3 separate regions of the Homo sapiens genome follow, and regions 2 and 3 are each linked to region 1. Evidence: read pairs that join two places in POLR2A ChIA-PET (ENCODE). Cell type or tissue: MCF 10A. All regions are shown on one strand. Links, peaks and the distances in the headings refer to the core of each region. The heading gives the core; the rest is flanking DNA. Region 1 has its middle 21 kb from the start of LINC01228. Region 2 has its middle 51 kb from the start of MAF. Region 3 has its middle 200 kb from the start of LINC01228.

Evidence for each region. ChIA-PET counts read pairs that join two places held together with the same protein. Peaks named below come from ENCODE experiments on the same cell type or tissue, not always from the same donor. Only the 100,000 strongest peaks of a DNase experiment are listed, where the experiment ranks them.
Region 2: POLR2A ChIA-PET joins it to region 1 with 6 read pairs; 2 of 35 experiments call an interaction of 5 or more read pairs at or near these places.
Region 3: POLR2A ChIA-PET joins it to region 1 with 5 read pairs; 1 of 35 experiments calls an interaction of 5 or more read pairs at or near these places.

Annotation. Positions count from the first base shown.
Region 1 is chr16:79,845,342-79,850,240 of GRCh38, forward strand. No RefSeq gene overlaps it. Among named protein-coding and RNA genes, the nearest start is that of LINC01228, 21 kb to the left of the region's middle. RefSeq lists an enhancer at 1-64. In MCF 10A, for the core only: no CTCF peak of the experiment used is centred there; a DNase peak (open chromatin) is centred at 1,980.
Region 2 is chr16:79,649,054-79,653,952 of GRCh38, forward strand. No RefSeq gene overlaps it. Among named protein-coding and RNA genes, the nearest start is that of MAF, 51 kb to the left of the region's middle. In MCF 10A, for the core only: no CTCF peak of the experiment used is centred there; a DNase peak (open chromatin) is centred at 2,508.
Region 3 is chr16:80,024,663-80,029,561 of GRCh38, forward strand. No RefSeq gene overlaps it. Among named protein-coding and RNA genes, the nearest start is that of LINC01228, 200 kb to the left of the region's middle. RefSeq lists enhancers at 2,124-3,323, 2,833-2,892. In MCF 10A, for the core only: no CTCF peak of the experiment used is centred there; a DNase peak (open chromatin) is centred at 2,619.

The DNA.
Region 1 (4,899 bases), core at 417-4,416:
ACCCGTGATGGGTGACCAGGCAGCAAGATCCCAGACAGCAGGACCCTTTCCGTGCCTTGCTTTGTATCCGCACCGAGGAGCTGCGTTGCTTGACAGTTAGTACGTGCATTTCCTTTTCTCCACAGCTGTCAAATCAAATTGATTTTCAGTCATTCTAATCTGGGTAGGATCAGCAAACCAGATCCCCTAGGTGAAAAGCTAGTTTATCAAAGAAATCATTTATCCAATTCTTCTGCGATACGAACGGAATCTTTGAGTGGCTTTCAGAAAATGAATAACCAATTTCAAAGGGTGTTCATAACAATAATAATAATTACCTTTTATGAAGCATCTTTGCTGTGTTTCTTTATATCCCTTTTCTATTTCTCCAGTAATCCTTTGAGGTAGATAATAGCTCAATTCGGGAGTACTTACTTCTTGTGCATTCTCTCGTGACATCCTAACAACTCCACGTTGTATGTATTATGATCCCAATTATTTAGCAAATGAAATGGAAGCTCCAACAATCACATGTAACTTGCCCAAAGTCACACAGGCAATGACAGAGCTGGAGTTCTGACTCAGCAACCAGTGTCTCCAAACCCAAACTCTTCCTGCCTGCCCCTTCCACCAATCACAGCTCTCCTGCTGCCTAAGTCCTTTCTGCCTCATCACCCTACCATATTTGCCTTTGAATTCTGACTCAGGACTTGGGGTAGCAGGCATAATCTGCGCTCTCTTTTGAAACAGAGACTTTGTAAAGGTATTGAGAGAAAGAAGAACGAACTAACGCCTCCCCCCACCGCAACCCCACAGTAAACAATAAAGTTTATATCATCCATTCTATTTTTTTTTTCTTTTGTCACCCAGGCTGGAGTGCAGTGGCATACTCATGGCTCACTGCAGTCTTGCCTCCTGGGCTGAAATGATCCATCCGCCTCAGCCTACCAAGCAGCTGGGACTACAGACATGTGCGACCATGCCCTGCTAATTATTGTATTTTTTATAGAGATGGGGTCTTGCCATGTTGCTCAGGCTGGTCTTGAACTCATGACTTCAAGTGATCCTCCTGCTTTGGCCTCCTAAACTGTTGGGATTACAAGCATGAGCCACTGCAGCTGGCTATGTCAGCCATTCTTCAGTCCAGTTCTGCAAATTGTAGCCTGGTGCCCTCGGCTGGATCATTACTATCTGGCAGGCACAGTTTCTGCATCGGTGCAGAGAGAAGCTGCATAGATAGAAATGAAAATAGAAATTTTATTCCCTAGATAGTTGTCAGTGTTAAACAGGATAATGCATGTGCGTGGCTAGCCTAGACCCCTGGGATGCAGTTGGACCTCAATTAATGTTTCTGTAGCATTCAATTCACCAAGAGGCTTGTTTTCAGCTGAGGCCTGAGTTTGCACCCAGGAGACACTGGGCCATGCATGGAGACATTTTTGTTTGTCACCCCATTTTTGTTTGCCAAGTGTTTTTGGCATCTAGTGGGTCGAGGCCAGGGGTGCTGCTCAATATCCTACAATGCATGAGACGGACCCCACCACGAATAATTATGTAGCCCCAAATAGCAGCAGTGCCAAGGTTGAGAAATGAAACTATGAAGTGACTGAAAGGTCTACCCTCCCTTAACGTGGACTTTGGGAAAATTCCCTGACCTCTTCTGGCCTTTGCTTTCTCATCCTGTCAATGGGAGCTTTGCACTTGCTGGTCATGGGGACCCACCCAGGTGCATCATTACCAGCTTCTGGAATGTTGCTCCTCCCACTGCTGGTGCGGGCTCCTGTAGCCACCGTGGAGGGTATAAGCATCAGAAATGGCAGCCCCTTGCTGCCTGTGATCTGTGTCTTTTGCCTTCCTGAGGTGGGAGGGTTCAGAAAGCCCAACCCATCCCCACCCTTCCAGGACATTCTTTCTTGGCCCTGCGCTGGCATGGCTGTCGGGATCGACAGTCCCTCACCCGAGGGCCTTGCATGAATCCAGACACACCTTGGCTCCATTGCCCGAGGCCTGGCAGTGGATCAAAGAGCTCTGGTTGGAACATTTGGCAGCAGGAGGGAGATCAGCAAAATGGTCCTGCACTGGGTGCAGCATAAGCACAGCCTCCCAGGTAGCTGCTGTCTGTGGCCTCTGCAGCTTCTCTCTCTGTCAGAGCCTGGCCTTCTCTGGACCCTTCTCCCGGGACACTAGCACCTCTCCTCCCACGCTTCTGTGTCCACCCTCCCCCCTATATCCCTAGATCCTGGTGATGTAGAATTGTGAATGGATCTCAGTACACCACAGGAGTGTGCAGTGTGACCTGTGCATAGTCCAACTTCTCTGCTTCCTTCCCTGAAGGAAAAATAACAGCCGCAACAGCTCCCGTTGTAACCAGCACCTGGGTGTCAGGCTCTGAGCTGTGTACTTCACGTGCATTGTCTCATCTCATCCTCACCGCAACCCTCTAAAGTAGATTCCATTATTATTCCCATGTTGCAGTCATTTAATAACTATGTGTTAGGCAACCATTTAAGCCCTTTATATCATGTGAGTTTTCATTTGCTCATTTGGTCCTCACAGCATCTCTGTGGGATAAGTACTAGTCTCACTTCCATTTTACAACCAGGAAAACGGAGGTACAAATAAGTGAGTGTGTAATGGATCTGAGATTCAGACCTAGATCATCTGCTTCCAGAGTCAAAGCCCTTAATCACTGTGCATACTGTCTCCAGAATAAACAAAAGCAGATTCAGAGAGGTTAATCAACTTGCCCAAGATCACAAAGTCAAGATATGTTAGAAAGACTAGTAGGACCCAGGTCAGTCTGTCTAGAGCCTATTTATTTTCCCACAGTACTACTTGATGTGTGTGTGTGTGTGTGTGTGTGTGTGTGTGTGTGTGTGTAGTTCATCTCTTTCTTTATATATTTATTTTTTGAGATAGAAGTGACTTTAAAAACACATGTGCCTATCTACGATAATTTCATTAATCATAACTAAATAAAACAAACTGATAGGAACAATTCATGGTTGACTCTACAATATGTGGACTACTATAAGAACTGGAAATTAACTAATGTCCTTGATTGTCCTTAACAGATTTAATGAGGAAGGCTAATTACATGAAAATACTCTTATTTCCAGTTTTAGAAACTCGTCAAAGCAGGGAGGGCTTCCATTCTGATGAATAGATTGAAGCTCAGAAAATGTAAGGACCAAGGACCTGAACTAAGACAAGTCCTCACTGAGTTTCGTCTAACCCAGAGGCTGTGTTCTATAGGTTAGCTGATCCTGCCTATTGCGCGGATCCTGAAATATGAGACAAAGCTTCGAGCTAGGGTACAGAGGTGTCCGGGAGCAGGTAGCCCAGGCAGAAGAAAGAACAAATGATGACAGGTGGTATCACCTCTCAGCTGGCCCCAAATCCCTGTCTGGTAAGGTCTGGAAGCTTTCACAGTGCTGCATTCTTCACTGAGGCTCACAGGGCTTAATGTAATTGCAAAATATCCTAAAAAACAACATTTTATCATTTTCCTCCAGAGCTTCTCGCCTTGTAAATAGCGTGTTGGCACATGTTGAAGCCCAGCCACACAGCTCTGTCTCCGGCTTCTGCAAAGTGGCGTGAGGCCTGCTGTTGGTGTGCAGGGGAGTGCAGGCCAACCACGCCCCAGGAATGGGAAACCTCCTTTCGCTCCCAGGAGAGGCTGTGGCAGAGCCAGAGCTAGACTGTGCCTTTACAAGGCATTTGCTTCTTATGAACCTGCTCCAAAATCACTGATGAGCTCACAGAAGAGAAGCCATAAATCAGCAGGCTGGGGCTGGGTCCTTTGCTCACAGTAGGCAGAGGATGCAGTGTGGACCTCCCTCCAAAGGCCCTTTCACCACCAACTTATCCTGCCTTCCCACCTTCCCGCTGGTCCTGCAGCAGCCCAGCTCCCCAGCTCCTGGAGGCCTGGCGGCTGTCTGCCATTCACACGGTTGAGCTGCCCCAGACCTGCCCGTGTGGGCCCCACCTTGCCACTCCCACTTGTCTGCTCCCAGGACAGCAATTGTGCAAGAAGCCCCACACGTGAGCGGGCATCAGGGCGACAGCCAAAGAGCCTCTCTGTGGTGATGCTGGGGCGGAGAGGCTACCTGGCAGCCACTGGAGCGCAGTGACATGGGCATGAAACCTGAGCACCTAGCTCATCAGATGACAGAAAGCCTCGGGTGAGAAGAGACCTCCGTGGGATGCAGTGATGCCACATTAGAGGCCTGCTAGGTACCCAGAAGAGTCACTTTATGTGGATATAGACCCTGAGCACGACTGCACCCACTTGGTCAGCTGTCCAGGCCATGGTCCCTCTGAGGCAAGTCTCAACTTTTCTCCACGTGCCAAAAGAAAACCGTATCTGACAGCTGAAGAAATGGAAAGTGGTGTAGCTTTGACTGAAGCTTTCCTGGGGAAACGGAAGAGGGGGTTACATCAAACCCCACAGGGTTTCTGGAAGTCTCTTGTAAACATCCTTGACCCCACTCCTCCTACAGCTGCTGCTTCCTCCCTTTGGTGTACCCCAACCACCTCGTCTGCAGTCTCTCCTTTCACCTGGTTCTGTGTCCCTCTCAGCTGCCCCTCAAAAACCCTTCAACTTCCACATCTCACTCTGCAAAGCGAGAGTGGTGACGCTTGGCAACATAGAAGTCTAGTTAGCAAACTACAGATCAAAAGCAAGTCTGGGAAGCCTTATGCCACCCATTAATATAACCTTTGTTTTTTAACTTGTTAATTTAAAAAGTATTTTATGTTTTACTCAAACAAAAAGTGATAGACCCCCATATACTGGCCAATCTGATCTGACCGATGTTAACATTTTCCCCTGTCTTTTCTGTGGATGTACCATTCTTTTTTTTTTTTTTTCTTTTTTTTTTTTTGACACGGAGTCTCACTGTGTCACTCAGGCTGGAG
Region 2 (4,899 bases), core at 493-4,492, 200 kb before region 1:
TTTGGTTTACCAAAGATCCCTTAAAACGTGATGCTTAGCATTCTTCCTGGCATACCAGTGTGGTCTCTTGGTATTGAGGTTCTCACCTTCTTGGACTAGACACCCTATCTCTATTTATGTGACCTTGTTGCCATTAACATCTTTGAAAACTAAAGCTGATACCAGTGGTTTTCAAAAGTTGATGCCCAAACTAGCAGCATCAACATCACCTGAGAAGTTGTTAGAAATGTAAATTCTCTGGCTCCTCCCAAGACCTCCGGAATCACAAACACTGGGGTTGGTATCCAGCCATCTGTGCTTTAAGAAGCCCTCCAGAGGTTTCTCATGCATGAATGAGTATGAGATCCACTGATTTCCACTGAAAGCCTTTTAAAAGTCCTCTGACTTTCAGCCAAGGGTTCCTTTCTTTAATGGCTGGATTTGGGGGAGCACATAGTGTAGAAGTTTGCATTTGATCTTGTTAGTGCATTATAACTTTGGCCCATGGTTCTAGCTTGTATGAACCTCCTGAAATACATTTCTCTCTGTGTTGCACCAAATGCTCATTGAATAATGCTGCCTTTGGTCTTTATCTACAGCATGGATACATATGTTAAACAACACAGACCCCAAATCAGAATCACACTTCCCCCCTTGCCTTGGGTCTCATTGTTTCCTCTGCCTCTGATATGATTCCAAGACGCATCTCTCCCACCTTCCAAACTACTTCTTCTGCCTAGTTCTGCTAGGGCTGGTATTTCCATTTAGAGATCACTTCTATGAAAAAAACTGGGTTTGGGGCTGGTCCTCCAAGTTCCCTGTGCAGACAACTGTCCGTGTTTGATTAGTGACTCTCCTCCTCTCCAGCAGTGGTTCTCAATTGGGGTGATTTTGCCCCCTAGGGGCATTTGACAAATTTCTGGACACATTTTTGGTTGTCACCTCTTGGGGTACACTACTGGCATCTAGTAGCTAGAGACCAGGGATGCTGATAAACACCCCTTCAATGCTCAGAACAGGGTCCTCCAACAAAGAATGATCCAACCTAGAATGTCACCAGTGCTGAGGTTGATACACCCTGTCCTGAATTGTAAGTTCTGTCTCTTTCCATCACTGATTTTATTCCCAGTTCCAACAGAGTGCATGGCCCAAAGGAGGCGCTGAATAAATTTATTTTTTTAATGACTAGGTGACATCTCTCTTCCTGGGAGGAAGCATAAGAAAAACTAATCAAGATTACCTGCAGATTTATACTTTTCTGTTTAGGAAATACCTTGTCTGGGGGCTGATATGACGAGGGACCTGTGGAAACAGTTTTTACTGAACTGATAAGCTAGCTTTATAATTAGCATACTCATTGCCAGTTAATACATGTGCTTCTAAAGCACTGGCCACTAAAACATTTTTGCATCTCTAAGTCGCTGAGTGGGGCTCACCTTTTGCTATCTTATCTTCCTACTTATTTGCTGCGTTAATTTTTTTCTTTTTTTGAGACTGAGTCTTGTTCTGTCACCCAGGCTGGAGTTCAGTGGCGTGACCTTGGTGCACCGCAACCTCCACCTCCCAGGTTCAAGCGATTCTCCTGTCTCAGCCTCCCGAGTAGCTAGGATTACAAGCACCTGCCACTGCACCCGGTTAATTTTTGTATTTTTAGCAGAGACAGGGTTTCACCATGTTAGCCAGGCTGGTGTTGAATTCCGGACCTCAAGTGATCCGCCTGCCTCAGGCTCCCAAAGTGCTGGGATAACAGACGTGATAACGGTGCCAGTCATTAATATGATTTTTATTAGTTATGTGAACTTGAACCACTTGAGTTCTCCAGGTTCAGATTCCTCAAAGTGGCTTAAAGATTCCTGCACTTTCTGGAGACCTGTGACGGAGATGATGAGGATGGAGTCAGATAATATTTGTAAGTTACTGAGAGCATTGCTTCGGCCTGTCTCTGTAGTCATCATTTTCTTATTTACTCTTTACAACCATCCTGTGAGGTCAGTAGCAAGTATAATCTTAATATAATAGACTATGAGTTTGAAGCTGTTAGGATAACTAGTTGGATTTGTATCCAGTTTTTCATTGATGAGTTACGTTAACCTGTGTCAATAACTGATTTTTACTGCTCTGAAGAAAAATTTCTCTTGTGGATAAAGCTTTTCTGGAAGCTTCTAAAATATTGCAAAGGCTGTTTTGCACCCAACATTAGTTTCTACATTTTTGCATTCTAATTTGGCCATGACTCAAGATTTCCAGATGGGCAGGGTTATGGAGGGGAATCACATTCACTTTTAAACTGATCATGTTTGAACCCTTGAAGAAAGTCATCACGCATGGACACAGGAATCCTGCATGAGGGGTGAGGCTGGAAGACTCGCACTTGGACCCTTCTCCATGTTGAGTTTTTAAGCTCACTGTGTAGCACCCACATCGGCCTGGAGCCAGATGGAGGCTGCCCTGCTGCTCTTTGGGGAGAAGGGCCTGGCTCAGTGTCTCCCAGAGTGAGGCAAGGCCTGGGAGCCAATGAGTCATTCTCTCTTGGCACGGACTCTCCAGGCTCTTGGGGGAAACAAACAGACTTTGTTGAGAAGGAGCTCTCCTGCCTATGAATGGCCGCTAGTCAACTCTTCAGAGGAGCCCTGTAACCTGTGCCTGCCCGGTCTTCACCCCTCTTGGCCTGGAGAAACCACAATTACTCGGGGGCGGGGGTGGATTTTGGAGCTCAGACCTTTGTTGTCAACATGGAACAAAGATGTCAGACCCTGGCTGGAGAGAAATTTCTTGGGGGCCCATCTGGGGTGTGAGCTTCTGACTCTTGCTTCATCTGTCTCACCAATGCTTGGGCAAAAAAGAGTCCGTCTTGACACCCAATTCCTGAGTTCTCTCTTCATTTAATTCTGCATTTAGCAGCCAGCTATCTCAGGTATCTTGGTCTTTTTTTTTTTTTTTTTTTTTTTTTTGAGATAGAGTCTTACTCTGTTGCTCAGGCTGGAGTGCAATGGCACAATCTCGGCTCACTGCAACCTCTGCCTCCCAGGTTCAAGTGATTCTCCTGCCTCAGCCTCCTAAGTAGCTAGAATTACGGGCGCCAACCACCATGTCCAGCTTATTTTTGTATTTTTAGTAGGGACTGAGTTTCACCATGTTGGCCAAGCTGGTCTCGAACTCCTGACCTCAAGTGATCCTCCTGCCTCAGCCTCCCAAAGTGCTGGGATTACACATGTGAGCCACCGTGCCCGGCTAGGCATCTTCTTAATATTGAAAGTACTCTCATTTCCAGAGTTCCCTTTTCTATGTTTATTCATCTTTGTCTGAGGAACTTCTCTGGTGAACACGCAGTTTTATAATGTGATGTTTTAGAGAATATTTTATTTTCTTGGCAGCTGTTATGAGAATTTCTTAAGGGCAGACACCCACTTTTGGGAGAGGAGAATATTTAAAAACGTCTCTTTGGGAATGGGTGATGGGAGCCAATCTTCCTGGACCTGAATGTGAGAAAGTCCATGGAGAGGGGGACAGAACTAGGAGTTACTCTAGAGAGGGAAGGAAGAAGAAGATGGGAGGTGAGTGCAGGACTGAAGCTGGTGGGACACAGGAAGACCAGCCCCAGGCCCCTGTGATGTACCCCTTCCTGTGATCACAAACCTTTCAGTAAAGTCACTGAACTCAAAGTGTTTCAGACAAGTCGGTTTATTTTTGAAATTCTTTTAAGTAATGGGTTTTTGTTCAGCTTGATGGGGGTGGAATTTGAAGCCACATGCAGGTGCATTCAGAGCTCCAAAGCTAAGAGACATGTGAGGAATAGATGGAGGAATTCACAGCAATTCTGGGGACAGCTCGGGATTCTTGCAAGTCTGTGGAATTAGGTTTTGGACTAATTTTAACCAAATCTCCCAGGAGTGGGGGCCATGGAGAACATCTGAGTTACTTTATTAACATCCCTCTGACAGCTCGCTGCACTGACGTTGCCATTTTTCTCCTTCTCTAGCAAGGAGTAGGGGCTTGGTCTGCATCTGTTGAGGCTTGCTCTGACTGAGGGTATGAAATGGTCTCCAAGGAGGAGACTGTGCAACCAATATGAGGCGTAACCTTGTTTATTAGCGCCTTGGAGCAGGACAATGAACTGGGACAACATGGTAGGCGCATGGTGAGTCTTCCACTCATTAACCCAGATGGAGGTCACAGCTCCATCTTGGCTGCTGCCAGGAAACAATAACTTGTCAAAACTTCAGGTGATATAATAAAAAAAAAAAAAGGAAGAAAAAAAAAAAAACTTCAGGTGAAAGCACCAGGTTCTGGCTCATTGGAACCCAATTCCTAGATAAGCACAGGCAGAAGAGGAAGCTGTGCTTGAATAGCCCCAGATAGGCCAAGCAGATGTTGCAGGGGACTCCTTCCTGCAGAGCTGCAGAGCTGGCTGGGCTCAGCACCCAAACAGGGCCCCTGGGAGAGTGGCTGATGAGGGCCTCACAGTGCTAGGAGCTGCCAAGTGCTTAGCTCTGCCCCCCTACCCCAGAGATGGCTTGGCCTCCCGCCAGCTGAGTTTGGAAGGGAGGGATAAGGATAGGCAGTGAGTCTCACATGGGGAACTCTTGCAAAAGACGCAGCAATGGTTTTGGATAACATCCCATTGTCACAGGCTGCAAAGACTCCAGTGGGGCTGGGTTGTAGGGAGAGATAGAAGCCGGGTGCAAGGAGCGGCTAAGGCACTCCTTTTCTGCACCACCCTTACTCACGGGGAGGGACGTAGATATGAACTGTGTAATCCAGAACAGGTCTCTGAGCTGCCCTGCCTGCTGTGGCTGGGAGAATAATCACAGCCTCCCTCAGGCCAAACAAGGGCCTGCCTGGAACCCAGACACATTCCAGAAAGAAATGAGGAGTCTGTGTGTGCATGGTCAAGATGTGTGTGTGTGTGCTTGTGCACGT
Region 3 (4,899 bases), core at 464-4,463, 180 kb after region 1:
CTGCTTCATGAAGCATATATTCTAGGGCCATGTCCAAAGGCTCAACGTGAAAAAGAACAGGTTACTCAGGAGGCTGGAACCCATCCAATGGGAGAGTTGTTGGTGATGAAGGCAGAGGTAGGCAGGGGCTTCAGGCTTGAAGGAAAAGATAGGAAGTAGAATTTTATTTAAGAAAGAGAAGCCGTAGGAAGGCTCCAAGGAGAGGAAAATCATGCTCTGACGGGTTTTCTGGATGCTTTTAAAAAACAAAAAATATGTGGGGAGGGGGCAGCATGGAACAGGAGTATCAGTAAGGAGCTGCATCCAGGAAATAATTTCTTAGGTTGGGATGGTTACAACAAAAACTTTCAGGACAGGCTTCTTTTAAGAACCAGATAGTAAATATTCTGCGCAAAATCAAGGCCAAAAGGCAGCCTCAAGGCTATTAGGTACATATTTATATAATCATTTCAAACCATCTGGTTAATAATAAATAAATAAATGCCATTCTTAGATCAAGGGCCATTAAGAAAGGGCCAAAAGAAAAAGCAAGCCGGCAACTGGCTGCATTTGGCCCACTGGCTTTAGTTCGCAACCCCTGGTTGGAGATCAACAGGAGAAGAGATGGGGCCTTGGACAATGAATATGGCAATTGCATGCCTGGTAGATCAGGGCTTGGAAAAAACATCATGCCTCACGATAGCTGGACTGTGTTTTTGGAAGTCCTTGTAGCTTAGCAGGACCAGGGGATTAACCGGATTGATGTATCAGAATGTGAGTATTTGGTTCTGGCCACTTTCTTCTGTTGGAGCCACCATTTGACATAAAGCAGATTTAAGATTTCATGGGAAGTGAGAGGCTCTCCCTTTATATTTTTGGGCATGGAGCCACAGCCCTGTTGGCATTCAGGGAGGTTTGGAGTTCCAAAATGGTGTTTGGGTTGAGAATGCAAATGGATTTGTTCTTCGGTTATGACACGTACATTCCATGGCCCGGAAAAACCCAGAAAATTGACATTTATTGAAAGGGTGGGGAGAGGATGGAAGGGAGTGTGTACCAATTCTATTGCCATCTGATTTATCTACTGTGAGGTCGAAAGGCCTGTAACTACCACAAGTAAAAGCTGTTGCCTGGCTAGATCAGCAATAAGGAAATTAATCAGAGTTCTCTACACAGAAATATCTAATCCATAGGGATTAATATAGCACATAATCCACACCCATCTAATTTTTCTTCTAAAGTACACTGGACTAAAGTTATGAATTAGCTAACCTTTGTATGCTGGTCACCCTTTGCACATAAGAAGAATTTGGTATATGAATATAAAACACTGGCCACAGAGTCTCCTTCAACTTTAATCTGACAGTTTCCTATATATTATATTATACTATATTGCTAGTATTCATTGTTTCAAATCATATGTTATATATTATATATCACTTTTATACTATATATTCATATATATTCTAAATAAGTGTATATGATATTTATTATTTATAATACTTTTGTATATACATTTATGTCATAAAGACATGTTAAGTACAGAAAGTTTTGAAAATTTAATCAAGATGGAAAATGTTCACTGAACTTCCATAACTACTGGTAATATTTTTATGTTTCATTCTAGTCTTTTACAGTTGGATTTTTTTCCAGAGTAGAGAGACCTTTTGTTGTTGTTAATGTAGCTTTGACCCTAAGGCTTTAAAAATTTTGTTTTCTGCTTTACCATTTAACCCAGCATTTTAGCACTAGGATCTTCTATAGTACTGAGGACTTCAAAAGATTTTCCAATAGCTGAATGCCCAGTACATTTACCACTTATAGACGAAACCAAATTGTATAGTTGGATTTGAAAAGTGCTTTCTGTATTCCCTTATTATAAGTAATAATTTAGAAAACGTTTCTCTCTTCATAACTATCTTTTTTATTTCAGATTGCGTCTTTAGCTTAAACCTAGAAGGTCCAATGTCACAAGACTTTTAAGCCCAACTTCACGACAGAAAGCTTCCATTGATTTTTGCCACACTCATCATCAGTGGGTATACATCTCTCTCTACCTTCACAATCCTGGAATATGCATATGTTGAAGGAGGAATACTGTTAATTTCATCAGTGTAAAATTTTTATCCTTGTTTGTTAAATAAATGTATTTCTTCTACTGAATTGCTTTTTAAATTGACTTCACTTTTTTTACATAGCTCTTAAAAAGGAGAGTTATTGCTTTTTCATATCTCCAAAGTTTGGGTGCTAATTAATCTGCACCTCTAAAAGTTAAAGTAAGTTACCCACAGGTTTTTTCTAGTCCTGAAAAGCAATTTATCTGCCTGTTTCAAATTATAACCACATCAATGATGATGATGATGATATTGTCCTTGGGCATATATGTGAAAGAAGCAACTCGTGAGAAGTGGGGCCAACTTGTTTTGGAGATTCCAGGACTTGTCTTTGGGCAAGTCTCCTTCCTGACAACCCCCTCCCCAGTCTGTGGGGACAGATTCAGGCTTGTGTGGCACTTGAATACTCTCGATCTGCCCTTATGTAATAAGTGTTACTCATGTCCCAGTATGAGTCACCCAATCCCTCGCCCGGGGCATCTCCGCCAGGCTGTAGAGTTTCCCACCTGCCCTGATCCCTGTCTGAATAGAGATAGCATGACTCAGCGCCGGGGAAAGGGTGGTTCTCTCTGTCTAGCTGATGTCCTCAGCTCCAGGAAGCTCTGGGCTTGCGGCATGACAGCAGAGAGAAGGGCCACGCTGCTCACGTCAGCAGTGCCCCACTGAGGGGGCCCGATGCAGGAAGAGGCAGCCCAGAGGCCAGCCGGTCCCCACCACCCAGCTACCGGGTTTGGAGAGGAAACACAGAGCAGTGTCTATTTAGATCTTCAGCGAGGTTTCCTTTCTTTCTCCACGGTCTCACGGGCAGTCAGAAGGATATGAATAATAATAACAACTGCTACTATTTTTTGAACACTGAATGCTTGCATTTGGCAAGCATCGTGCAAGGTATTTTACACATGTTAACACATTTAATCATCACAACAAGACAATGAAGGAGCTCCTATCATTTTGCCCATATGAAAGATGCGAAAACTAAGGCCCTGAGGGAATAAGTCCAGTCCACATAGCTGGGTAAGACACAGATCTGGAATTGAAACTCGGTCTCCAGAGCTTTCTCTCTTAACCACTAGACCAGTCTTTTCAAACTGTAAAGTGTACATGAATCACCCCGGGATCCTGTTAAAATGCAGATTCTGATTCAGCAGGTCTGGGATGAGACCTGGGAGTCTGCATTTCTAGCAATCTCCCAGGTGAGGAAGATGCTACTGATCCACGCCCCACCTGTTGAGGAACATGGCTCTATATTATACTGCTTTCACACTATGCTTTGGACTAGTCTTTAGTGGGAAAATACTGTATTCACTTAACTCTTTCTTTATCCATTCATTGTCTATTTATACTTTCAGACAACAACCACGGAATCCCCACCATGAGTCAAGCATGGAGAACATAGAGATGGACATGGCTCCCTCATAAACATGGAAAAAATCAGTTCAACAAGGAGACAAGACCCTCTATCACACACATATATAATTATAATTATACAGCAAGATAAGGCTGAAAACAGAGGGTTGTTCTGTGCATGGTGCATAAAGAAGAGGTGATCTTGCCAGTGAGTCAGAGAAAGTGCTCCAAAGCGTGGAGGGAGGAAGCCCAGGCATGATGTACCTCAAAGGTCTGGTCTCCTAAGAATAGTGAGATGTTCTCCTATTTGTAGCCCAGGATTCATGGTGGGTAGAAGGGGAGAAGAGGCTCTCAGGATAGACAAGAGACAGTCTCCTCGCTAGAGACCCCTCCCTTCCCATGCCCCCATCCCGTGGCTATTTTTCTCCTTTTGTTTGTCTTATTCCTTCCACAAAGACTATTCTTACCCAAACACCAAACACCGCCCATAAGCTGGATCACTTCAAGATCCAGTCCAAATGTCCTTCCTCCACATTTTCTCAGACCCCTCCCTTCCCATGCCCCCATCCCATGGCTATTTTTCTCCTTTTGCTTGTGTTATTCCTTCCACAAAGACTATTCTTACCCAAACCCCAAACACTGCCCATAAGCTGGATCACTTCATGATCCAGTCCAAATGTCCTTTCTCCACATTTTCTCCAAAGCGCACGACCTTCATATACATGAGAAGGAACTCTTGCCAGTGGCGGCTTATTCTGTGCCAGACACCTTGTTAAGGTTTTTGCATATGCTAAGTCATTTAACAGTCCAAATAACTCAGAAATATTGTAATTTTTTTATCTTATTTGGTAATGAGGAAAGTGGAAGCACCAACTTAAGAAACTTCTATCAGACCACCCAGCTCCAGTGCATGCTAGCTGGATTACAAGAGAGGCAGGTTCTTAACTGCTAAGCAGCAGGGCCCCATAGCCACTAAACCTCTCTATCGCCATTATCTCATTCACCCTCTTGAATACAAGAAGGCTTTGCTGAGTGCAAACATTTCTAAGTAGCTTGCAAGAGTCTTGACAACAATGCCCTGGGAAGAAAGAAGAGATTTGTGCAGCAGGAGCTTTGGGAGTAGGGAAATAACAGTGGAAAACTAAGCTGAAACAGCAGGTGGGATTAGGAAAGGAGCAATGATTCACACATTTACTGTGGCTGCACTTGAGGCCTTTCCAGATAGGGGCTGATATGGTTTGGGTCTGTGTCCCCACCCCAAATCTCATGTGGAATTGTAATCTCCAACGATGGAGGAGTGGCTAGAGGGGAGTTGATTGGCACATGGTGGTGTAGTTCTCATGAATGGTTTAGCACCATCTCACCTTGGTACTGCATAGTGAATGAGTTCTCAGGAGATCTCGGTGTTTAAAAGTGTGAGGCACCTCCCATCTGTCTCTTAGTCCTGCTCCTTCCATGT